3 separate regions of the Homo sapiens genome follow, and regions 1 and 2 are each linked to region 3. The links are chromatin contacts, found by Hi-C or POLR2A ChIA-PET in ENCODE. All regions are on one chromosome and are shown on one strand. The core of a region is the stretch at or near the end of the contact, and the rest is flanking DNA. Distances in the headings are between cores, read along the strand shown. Region 1 overlaps LOC105371082 (a long non-coding RNA gene). Region 2 overlaps LOC105371082 (a long non-coding RNA gene). Region 3 overlaps CLEC16A (C-type lectin domain containing 16A).

Region 1 (3,378 bases), core at 55-2,554, 310 kb after region 3:
TGCCCCTACCCCCACCAGGGTGGCTTCAGGATGAAATTCAACACGGGAAGCAGCCTCCCCCCACCCCCATGGACCGAGAGGTGATACTATTAGAGTTATATGGGTTTGTGGTTTCCCCTTACTGTCTCCACTTCCTTCCTGAAACCCTGAAAGAGGCTTCGCAGGAAAGGAAGGGTCTTTCAGATGCCTGAGTGCAGCTGGGAATGGCTGTCCCCAGTTAGCCAGGCTGGTTGGAGCCTAGGGTGAGTTGGCTGGGTTGTGGGTTTGAACCACCAGAATCACTGAGGCACAGCTGGCCCACTGCCGAGTGCTGCCAGCCATCCTGCAAACGCCACCATTGCTCATCCCTGGGAGATGCTCCAGCATTGACCAAAAGGGTTGCCGGGTCTTGTCCTGCTCAGGACAGGCCACTCTAGAGTGATCTATAGTCATACTGTAAGGATAGATCTGGGTCCTGTGCCTCCCACGGACCCTGAGCACAGAATACACATGACAGGGCCCCAGCACACGGGCGGCGGCCCCTCTTGTTAGTATTAATTATGCACTTATGTGAAATGCACCTGCTCTTGAAGAAGGGGACAGCCAATGATTAAAACAGTTGAGGGCAGGTCACCAGGCTGTTGCAGGCTCCATTAAGAAATGGCTCTGAGAGGGTTACTTTAGAGCAAGGGAAGGGTCTTCTGTTGCAGGGGCTCTGTGCCTGGCCAGCACCACCTCCCCCGCCTTTTTTTTTTTTTTTTTTTTTTGAGATGGAGTCTCGTTCTGTTGCCCAGGCTGGAGTGCAGTGGCGCAGTCTCGGCTCACTGCAACCTCTGCCTCCCAGGTTCAAGCGATTCTCCTGCCTCAGCCTCCCAAGTAGCTGGGACCACAGGCGTGTGCCACCATTCCTGGCTAACTTCTTGTATTTTTAGTGGAGACGAGGTTTCACTGTGTTAGCCAGGATGATCTCAATCTCTTGACCTCGTGATCCACCCACCTTGGCCTCCCAAAATGCTGGGATTACAGGCGTGAGCCACTGCGCCCGGCCAGCCAGTCCCTTATTTTATGGAAACCCCAGCCTATTCCAGCCACCCAAGAACCTTCGTTAAGTGGCTCTGAAGTGGGAATGGCTACTTAATTTGCAGGGATCAGCACAAAATGAAAATCAATAATTTTCAGAAATTAAGATTCAAGATGGTAATAGAGCATTCGAGTGAGCATTGGGGACCCTTCTGAGCACAGGGCCCTGTCTGTGCAGTTTGCACACAGCCCAGGTCTGGGGAGAGTACAAGGCAGGCAGCTGGCTTGTAGCATGTGAATGAACTGAGTCACCCTGCCCTTTGTGGGAGTTGACCTGCATCTTTTCTAGGCTGTTGGCCAGGGCAGGGCTGATGACATGAGCGGGGCTTGCCCTGGTGTGGGCTGAATATGATACACTGTGAGAAGTTGAAGGGAGGGGGATTGGAGTAGGGTGCTCCAGGCAGCATCATCTCTGTACAACAGGAAGTCCCTGAGCTTGGACACATGACTTGATCACCTGTCACAAGGTTCAAGGTGAAACCCAGAAGGCCAGGCAATGATGCATTGAAACTGTCACTACCCAAGTCAGCATTTTCTAATACCATTAAACACTTTTGGCCGGGCGTGGTGGCTCACGCCTGTAATCCCAGCACTTTGGGAGGCTGAGGCGGGCAGATTATGAGGTCAGGAGACCGAGACCATCCTGGTTAACACGGTGAATACTAAAAATACAAAAAATTAGCCGGGCGTGTGGTGGGGCCTGTAGTCCCAGCTATTCGGGAGGCTGAGGCAGGAAAATGGCATGAACCCAGGAGGCGGAGCTTGCAGTGAGCCGAGATGGCGCCACTGCACTCCAGCCTGGGCAACAGAGCGAGACTCCATCTCAATAAAAAAAAAACCTTTTTTTATAGATACGAGGTCTCGGTGTGTTGACCAGGCTGGTCTTGAATTCTTGGTCTCAAGTGATCCTCCTGTCTCGGCGTCCCAAGGTGTTGGGATTACAGTCATGAGCCACTGCACCTGGCCTCCAACACCATTTTGAAAATTTTGATATATCTGTGATTTTGGATTACATCTGTTTTGTTACTTCTGTTAGAGAAAACTGACCTGGCCGGGCACGGTGGCTCATGCCTATAATCCCAGCACTTTGGGAGGACAAGGCGGGTGGATCACTTGAGAATCAGGAGTTTTAGACCATCCTGGCCAACATGGTGAAACCCTGTCTATACTAAAAATCAAAAATTAGCCAGGCATGGTGGTGGGCGCCTGTAATCCCAGCTACTCAGAGGCTGAGGCAGGAGAATCGCTTGAACCCACGAGACAGAGATTGCAGTGAGCCGAGATCGCGCCACTGCACTCCAGCCTCAGCGACAGAACAAGACTCTGCCTCCAGAAAAAAAAACAAAACTTCAAAAGCAGATTTGTCATTGCCAGGTGACCTTGTCAACCATGGGTGTACAAGGACAAACCAAATCCGGGTGAAAGAATTTGTGCCTTGTTTTCTTTGCCTTTGACCTTCAGCCCCGTGCATTCCTGCAAATGCATTGCCCCTGGTAAACCTTAAGAAGACCTTAACTTTTCTGTTTTAAGTGAGATTTCCAAGTTAATTTAAGTTGTGTGGAACAGGACACTCCCTTTACTGGAGAGCAATTGGTATCTGAAGAGAATGAGATAGAGGTTGCTAAGGAAACCCTTGTTTGCAATGTTTGGTTTACATAAATTATTGGTGAATAAGAAAAATAAGTTTATTCCTTCTTCCAGATGGTAAACTGGAAGGGAAGCATGTTACTGGGTAAAGTGAGTCATGGGCCGTGGGAGGCTCAGATGGAAAAGGGCTCTGGGATGCCTCTCTCTCTCTCTCTTTACTTGGGACCCCTTTCTAATTTACCTACCAGGCCTCAAAAGACAAAGCCCTCTAATCTGTTTAGGCAGGAACAGATAAAATTCCTCTGGGTGGATGGGTAGGGGAGGGAAGGAGGAAGTTTGCAGAAACTGAAAGAGAACTTTTTTGGGGGGAGAGGGAGAAATCTCTTGTTTAATTACAAAACCAAAATATCATTTGCAATGCCTTCCTTCTCCTACTAGTCTTAAGGAATTGATAAGTAATTCACATACCACAAAATGCAGCACTTTAAAGTGTACCATTCTCTGATGTTTTTTGTTTGTTTTTGAGATGGAGTCTCGCTCTGTCACCCAGACTGGAGTACAGTGGCACGATCTCGGCTCACTGCAACCTGCGCCTCCTGGATTCAAGCCATTTTTCCGCCTCAGGCTCCCGAGTAGCTGGGGTTATAGGCACCCGGCATCATGCCTGGCTAAGTTTTGTATTTTTTGTAGAGATGAGGTTTCACCATGTTGGGCAGGCTGGTCTTGAACTCC
Region 2 (3,325 bases), core at 315-2,814, 280 kb after region 3:
GGAGGAGGAAGGGCCCTCAGGCAGGAGCAGCGTGAGCAAAGGTCTGGAGCTGGGACTGAGCATGGCATGTCAGGAGAGAGAGACAAGAGCTCTGTGGCCATGGGGAGCAGCGTGAGGTCAAAATGGAGAGGCAAGAGGAGGGAGGGGTGTGGAGGTCCCTGAATGCCAGCATGAACGCTCCGGGCCTTCTGTGGGGTGGGCGGCACGGGAGAAAGGGAGTCTAGCCAGCTCCGGCTGGGTGCCCTGGCTCAAACCATCCTTGCCTCAGGCAAGGACACCTGCATGGACCCAGTCGCTCAAGTCCCAAACCAAGTCCATCCTTGAGTTCTGTCTTTGTCTCCCCTCATCGGGCCGTGGGGAGTAGAGTGAAACCGCAGCTGCAGCCTCCTGGCTAGTCTCTCCACTCCTCTGCCCCCACAGCCCAGTCTCCACGCGGCGGCCAGGGGCGTCTACTGAAAACGAAAATCAGGTCATGTCTCTCTCTTTCTCTTTCTCTCTCTCTTTTTTTTTTTTTGAGATGGAATCTCCCTCTGTTGCGCAGGCTGGAGTGCAACCACCTCCCGGGCTCAAGTGATTCTCCTGCCCCAGCCTCTCAAGTAGATGGGTTTATAGGCCACCCACTACCACGCCCGGCTAATTTTTGTATTTTTGGTAGAGACGGGGTTTTGACATGTTGGCCAGGCTGGTTTCCTGACCTCAAGTGATCCTCCCACTTTGGCATCCTAAAGTGCTGAGATTACAGATGTGAGCCACTGTGCCCAGCCTCCTCTCTCTGTCTCTCCCCACCCCTCCCCTCAAAAATGCGCATTCCTGGTACATTTAAAGCAAAATCCAAATTCCTTTAAGTGGCCTGTGAGTCTCTACCTGATCTTGCCTCACCGACCTCTTGACTGCATCACTGACTGCTCCCCCATCACTGCGCACCCATACTGGCCTTTCTGTTCCTCATACACACAGGGTCGCTCCCGCTGCAGGGCCTTAGCATTCGCCATTCCCTCTGGTGGGAGTGGCCCTTCCCCAGCCCACCAGCCCCTTCTGTCATTCAGGTCTCAGCTGAGGGAGCCTGTGCAGATAAGCCCCTCTCCCCACCCCTCCTGGTTTATTTTCTTCATCTGCATGTGCTTAGCACCCGAAATTGTCTCTTGCTCTCTCCCCATCCTTCACCAGATTATAAACTCCATAAAAGCAGGGTCTTTTGTTGGTTTTGTTCACCGCTGCATCCCAGGCATTCAGTGAGCACTTGTTGAGTGAAGAAATCAGACTCAGTCTTCCCCTCTGTAAAATGGGACCACATCAAACCTCCTGGCAGGGTAGTGGTGTGGCTCAGAGGTAACGTTTGTACACAGTTGGACTTCTTCCCTACTGGCCCAAGGACTTACCTGGCCACCCCTCCTGGAACCCAGCCTCCTCCAGCTCCCCCAAGCCCTCTGCCTTGGGAGCGGACACCTTAGCAGAAGGGCCGTCCTCCAGACCCTTTGCAGCCAGGCCTCTCTGCTCACAGATCCCTGAGGACATCCGGAGGTTGGTGCCCAGAGCCTAGCCCCAGGCTCATGCAAATTCTGTCTTCCAGTTCAGCAGCTGTGGCCTCCTTCACTCGGCCTTTTAAAAGAAATTCTTGGGCTGACTCACACTTCCTTTGTCTCCAGCTGGGTTCACTCAAGTGTCGCTGTTTTGCAAGGCTGAGGTTTGAGTCCCTCAGAAGCAATCTCTGATGCAGGGGCGCTGTGTGCTTCATTGAACTTCGAATGAAGGTCAGGCCCCCCAGAAAACCTCATACCAGGACAGTTGGGAAACTACCCCTCACTGGTGGTCAGGGCATTCTGGGTTGGAGAAACTGCTTTGGGGCTTTGGCAGGTGTTCATTTTGTCCATCCCCCTGCCTCCCACCTAACCCCATCCCAAACTCACTCAAAAAAATGCCCCTACTGCCCTGGGGGGTGCATTTCAACGTCTCATGTACCCCGCTTTTCCTTCCTTCCCTGTGAAATCAGGCGTTTGGATTCAGCGCACTGCTCAGAAGGTTTGTTTCTTTCTGTGCAAACACGTGGAGTGATGCTCTGTCTCGATTTTCTAGAACACTTCCACTTTCACAGAATTGCGGTTATTTTGAGAAAAAGGGTCTGTTACAGGTACAACAATATACTGGTACTGGTCTGCATTTCTTGTTTCTGTCCCTGGAAGAGTTTTTATGTAAATAAAGTCACACTGCTCCAGGGGAAAGGAATTCCTGAGGAATTCCCTGGAGAGAAAGGGATGAGTGATATTTAACCCATTTTCTCCCGTCTCCAGTAGAAAGAACTGGAGCTTTGGAGGCAGGCTGATTTCAGGGTCAACCTCTTCCTGGCTGTGAGGCATTGAGTAAGTTACTTAACCTCTCAAAGGGCCTGAATTTCTTGGGGGTAGATTTAGGGCACAGTTATCCCTGGATACTATTTTTGAGGGGGGAGTCGAACCTTTTTTATTTACTTATTTTTTTTAGAGACAGGGTCTTGCTCTGTCATCCAAGCTGCAGTGCAGTGGCATGATCACAGCTCACTGCAGCCTCGACTTCCTAGGCTCAAGTGATCCTACCACCTCAGCCTCCCAAGTAGCTGGGACTACAGGCACACAACACCATGCCCAGCTAATTTTTTAATTTTTTGTAGAGACGGGGGTCTCCCTGTTACCCAGCCTGGTCTTGAACTCCTGGGCTCAAGCGATCCTCCCGCTTTGGCCTCCCAAAATGTTGGGATTATAGGCGTGAGCCTGGCCTGGAACCTATTTTTAATAAATGGAAGTGAAATTCACGTAACATAAAATTAACTAATTTGAAATGAACAATTCAGTGGTGCTTAGTACATTTACAGCGTTGTGCAACTACCACCTCTCTTTAGTTGGAAAACATTTTCATCATTCCCAAAGGAAACTCTGTATCCATTAAGCAGTCATTCTCTACTCCCTCTTCTCCTTGGTAGTTAACTTAGGTACTACTGGGCTTTCTTGACTGAAGTCCCTGAAGAAGAAACAAATATTTTCCAGCTGGGCCACCACCTGTGACAAGTTGTCATTTGCACGGGGCTGGGATTCTGTTCTGGGTATGTATGTGCCATTCTATATATATGTGTGTGTGTATATATATATATATATATATATTTTTTTTTTTTTTTTTTTTTAATGCAGAGACTCACTCTGTTGACCGGGCTGGAGTGTAGTGGCATGATCTCAGCTCATTGCTACCTCCGCCTCCCAGGTTCAAGCGATTCTCCCACCTTAGCCTCCTAAGTAGCTGGGACTACATGTGTCCACCACCATGCCTGGCTAAGTTTTGTATTTTTTGGAAGAGACAG
Region 3 (3,248 bases), core at 621-3,120:
ACTGATGCAGCAGAGATCTGGGAGAGGTGGCAGGGAGGGGATGTCACCCTGTGTCTTAGTCCTCAAAGAAGGCTTCGCAGAGGTGGTGTGGAAAGAGGCCGTCAGCTCTGGCCCAGTGGCCGTGGGCATGCGCCTTTCCTCCTCTGAGCTCAGTGTCCCTTTTATGATGGGCCCACCAGCACCTGCCGTCCAGCAGGAGGTGATCCCAGCACGTGCCTGGCACTTAGTAGATGCTCCAATAATGATTGTGTTATATTATCCCAGGTAAGATGTGAAGGGGACAAGGAAGGAAGGGGAAACATTGGTCCTAGGGTGGGAATCACAGAGGCCCTGGAGCAAGACAGGCCTGGGCTCATGTCTTGGCTCTGCCACCCACCAGCTGAGCGACCTTGGATCCATTTTTCTGCTTCTCTGAGACTGTGTTCCCTCATCAGCAAAGTGGGAAGCAGCTCCTCAAAAGCCCTTAGGTCACAGCTTGCAGCGGAATCAGCTCTCGTTAAACGGAAGCTGCCATCGCCATAGCTGTTATCATCACTGGAAGGACAGAGAGGAGGAAGCAGGTGGCAGACGGGCTTGCACCCACAGGGATAAAGCATACCTGGCCTCCTGCTGAGAATCCCTGTCCCTGCTGAGGTGGAGAGAGAATGCGAAGAGGAGCAAGCTTTTCACAGCAAGGATGCAACTTCTCAAGAGTCTGAGCTGCTGCTTCAATTAAAGGAAAAATCTGCAATTTAGAAAACCAAAAGGCATATTGCTCCCTTATCTGGCTGCCTCTGTGCTTTACTTCAATCTAAATCCAGGATTTAGATCACTCATTTACATTTACTAAATGCGGTTGAAGGCGAGGGGCCTGTGCAACCTCCCCCGGCCCCTTCCTCCTTCCAAGTAAGGAATCTGCTTTGAGGTTTCCTGTAATGTCTCTTCTAGATGAAGCCCATGAACGTGGAATATCTCATGATGGACGCCTCCATCCTGCTGCCCCCAACAGGCACGCCACTGACGGGCATTGACTTCGTGAAGCGGCTGCCGTGTGGCGATGTGGAGAAGACCCGGCGGGTGAGTGAGCACAGGACCTGTCATCTCCTGGGCCACTGTTCTCCAGAACCACTCCCAGACCAGGGAGGAAAGGGCTTCTTTGTCAAAGTCAAGAGCCTGCCCTCAACACAGCTTAGACAGTGGATAGAGAGTACCCATTTGCCCCCAGGCATGACTTTCCAAGGCATGTTTTTACCCTTTGGGAAGTAGGGTTTGGCATTCCGTTGCATCTGGCACCCAGTGTTGGCTGCAGAGAGGTAGCCTTCACCAGTGCAGACAGACAAGCCCTGAGCTCAGGAGTGTAAGGCAATGGGGCCAGTTTTCTGTGAACCATCGGGGGTGAGCACGGTACATCCAGTGCAGGTGAGGTTGGTGTGAAATCGTAGCCCAGCGGTCTCAGGACCCCCAGAGATAGTGCGATGTTAAGGCATCTACCTGCTCTTGGGACACAGTCAAATTAAATGTGAATCTCACCAGCCTGCAGGACAGATATGTGTGAAAAGATTAGTTCTCAGAACCAGCTGCAGTGTGTGCTTCCGTTATCAGCCCTTTTTTTCCGAAGCAGGTACTCTAGGAAGCAGTGTCCTCAGGGGTGTTCATGGTATTTTATCTCCCGGGTAAGATCAGAGTTTCTTTCTTAGAAAGCACCATCACCTTTTCCTAGAAAATCATTCACTGGAGACATGAGTATTTGTGTATAGTTCAGAGGAATTCATTGCACACAGCTCCCCTTGTCAGCCTTTATCATCTGAGTTAATTCGTGTGTGACAGAGGTGTTTCACTTTTGGATTTTGCAAAACAGGAATGACCTGTCATTTGCACCTCAGACACGAGGAGTCTGAACCTTCCTCCCTGCAGCTGGTGGTTCTACCTCGGAAGCCTGGGGGTGCAGAGGAAGTGGGACCCATGTGTCTTGAGTCAATCCACATTTCCAACTGTCTGACCAAACCCACAAGCCTCACCGCAGGACCCACCCTGTCCGGCCCACTGACGCCTTCCTTCCATGTCCTCCCTGCCAGGCACACGATTCTGTTTGTGGGTGGCAGTGTTTGCACTGGACGTCCTGGCATCAGCTTTCACTGGAGGACTGGTTCTGACAGATGTGTATGTGTTGCTTCATGATGCTGACGTGCTCACCCCCAGCCAGGGCTACAGCATCCTGTGCCAAGAAGGCCCCACCTGGGAGATCCCCCCGCACCCCTGAGCCAGAAGGTCCAGAGGACTGAACGCTGAGCACTGCTGCTCTGGATTCCACTTTGCCTTTTTGTTGTTGTTGTTGTTGTTGTTGTTTTGGAGGCTGCAGTGAGCTGTGATCCATCCTGGAGTGCAGTGTTGCGATCATAGCTCACTGCAGCCTCAAACTCCTGGGCTCCAGCCATCCTCCCACCTCAGCGTCGGTAGCTGGAACTACAGGCACAAGCTACCACACCTAGCTAATTTTTAGATGTTTTATAGAGATGAAGTCTTGCTAAGTTACCCAAGTTAGCCTTGAACTCCTGGCCTCAAGCCATCCTCCTGCCTTGGCCTCCCAAAGTGCTGAAATTACAGACATGTACCACCACACCCAGCCCACACTCTACCTTCTTTTGGTTCACAGTTCATCAGGGTTTTTCTTACCACTTCTATGAACACATAGCCTCTGTTATGAAGTAGATCAATTCAAATCAGTTCTTTATGTGAATTTCCTCATTAAATTCTATAACCATCCTAGGAGATTGGCACTATTATTATCCCCATTTTACAGAGGAAGAATTTTTTTTTTTTTTAGACAGGGTCCTGCTCTGTCACCCAGGTTGGAGTGCAGTGGTGCCATCTTGGCTCACTGCAACACACTCTGCCCCCTGGGGTCAAGCAATCCTCCCACCTCAGCCTCCTGGGTAGCTGGGATTACAGGTGTGTGCCACCACACTCGGCTAATTTTTGTATTTTTTGTAGAAATGGGGTTTTGCCATGTTACCCAGGCTGGTCTTGAACTCCTGGACCCAAGCGATCCGCCCACCTCGGCCTCTCAAAGTGCTAGGATTACAGATGTGAACCACCACGCCCTGTCCACAGGGGAAGAAATTGATGCATGGAGAGGTCTGGTGATTTGCTCAAGGTCACCCAGCTAGTGAGTAGCTGAGCCACAAGTCAGCCCAGGCAATGTGGCCCCCAGAACCTAGACTCTTAGGCATTCTGATCCACTGCTTCCCACACTGCCTTCTTGAGATCTG

Evidence for each region. A loop is a pair of places that touch in the nucleus more often than their neighbours do. ChIA-PET counts read pairs that join two places held with the same protein, here RNA polymerase II (POLR2A). Pooled maps may share reads with other maps.
Region 1: a loop to region 3 is called in a pooled map, with 5 times the contacts of the local background. The contact joins two enhancer-like sites. A Hi-C loop is called at or near these places in 5 of 37 single-sample maps with no recorded cell type and 10 of 50 pooled maps. POLR2A ChIA-PET finds 5 or more read pairs at or near these places in 5 of 52 experiments (BJ, GM12878, WTC11 and 2 more).
Region 2: a loop to region 3 is called in a pooled map, with 12 times the contacts of the local background. The contact joins two enhancer-like sites. A Hi-C loop is called at or near these places in 4 of 37 single-sample maps with no recorded cell type and 8 of 50 pooled maps. POLR2A ChIA-PET finds 5 or more read pairs at or near these places in 3 of 52 experiments (K562, activated T-cell and naive thymus-derived CD4-positive, alpha-beta T cell).

What each region holds. Positions count from the first base shown.
Region 1 is chr16:11,362,052-11,365,429 of GRCh38, forward strand. All of the region lies in intron 1 of LOC105371082 (a long non-coding RNA gene), which reads left to right. Among named protein-coding and RNA genes, the nearest start is that of RMI2, 18 kb to the left of the region's middle. RefSeq lists an enhancer at 286-345. Within about 2 kb of position 1,305, at least 12 of the 41 ENCODE cell types and tissues checked have a DNase peak (open chromatin) inside an H3K27ac peak, as active enhancers do.
Region 2 is chr16:11,327,092-11,330,416 of GRCh38, forward strand. The region is part of intron 1 of LOC105371082 (a long non-coding RNA gene); the gene reads left to right. Among named protein-coding and RNA genes, the nearest start is that of RMI2, 17 kb to the right of the region's middle. RefSeq lists enhancers at 255-314, 405-474, 535-594, 1,485-1,534, 1,593-2,372. Within about 2 kb of position 1,565, at least 20 of the 41 ENCODE cell types and tissues checked have a DNase peak (open chromatin) inside an H3K27ac peak, as active enhancers do.
Region 3 is chr16:11,050,586-11,053,833 of GRCh38, forward strand. It overlaps CLEC16A (C-type lectin domain containing 16A), which reads left to right. Exons shown (of 24, transcript NM_015226.3): 18 at 928-1,056. Among named protein-coding and RNA genes, the nearest start is that of CLEC16A, 110 kb to the left of the region's middle. RefSeq lists enhancers at 1-323, 324-901, 1,914-2,063. Within about 2 kb of position 1,871, at least 2 of the 41 ENCODE cell types and tissues checked have a DNase peak (open chromatin) inside an H3K27ac peak, as active enhancers do.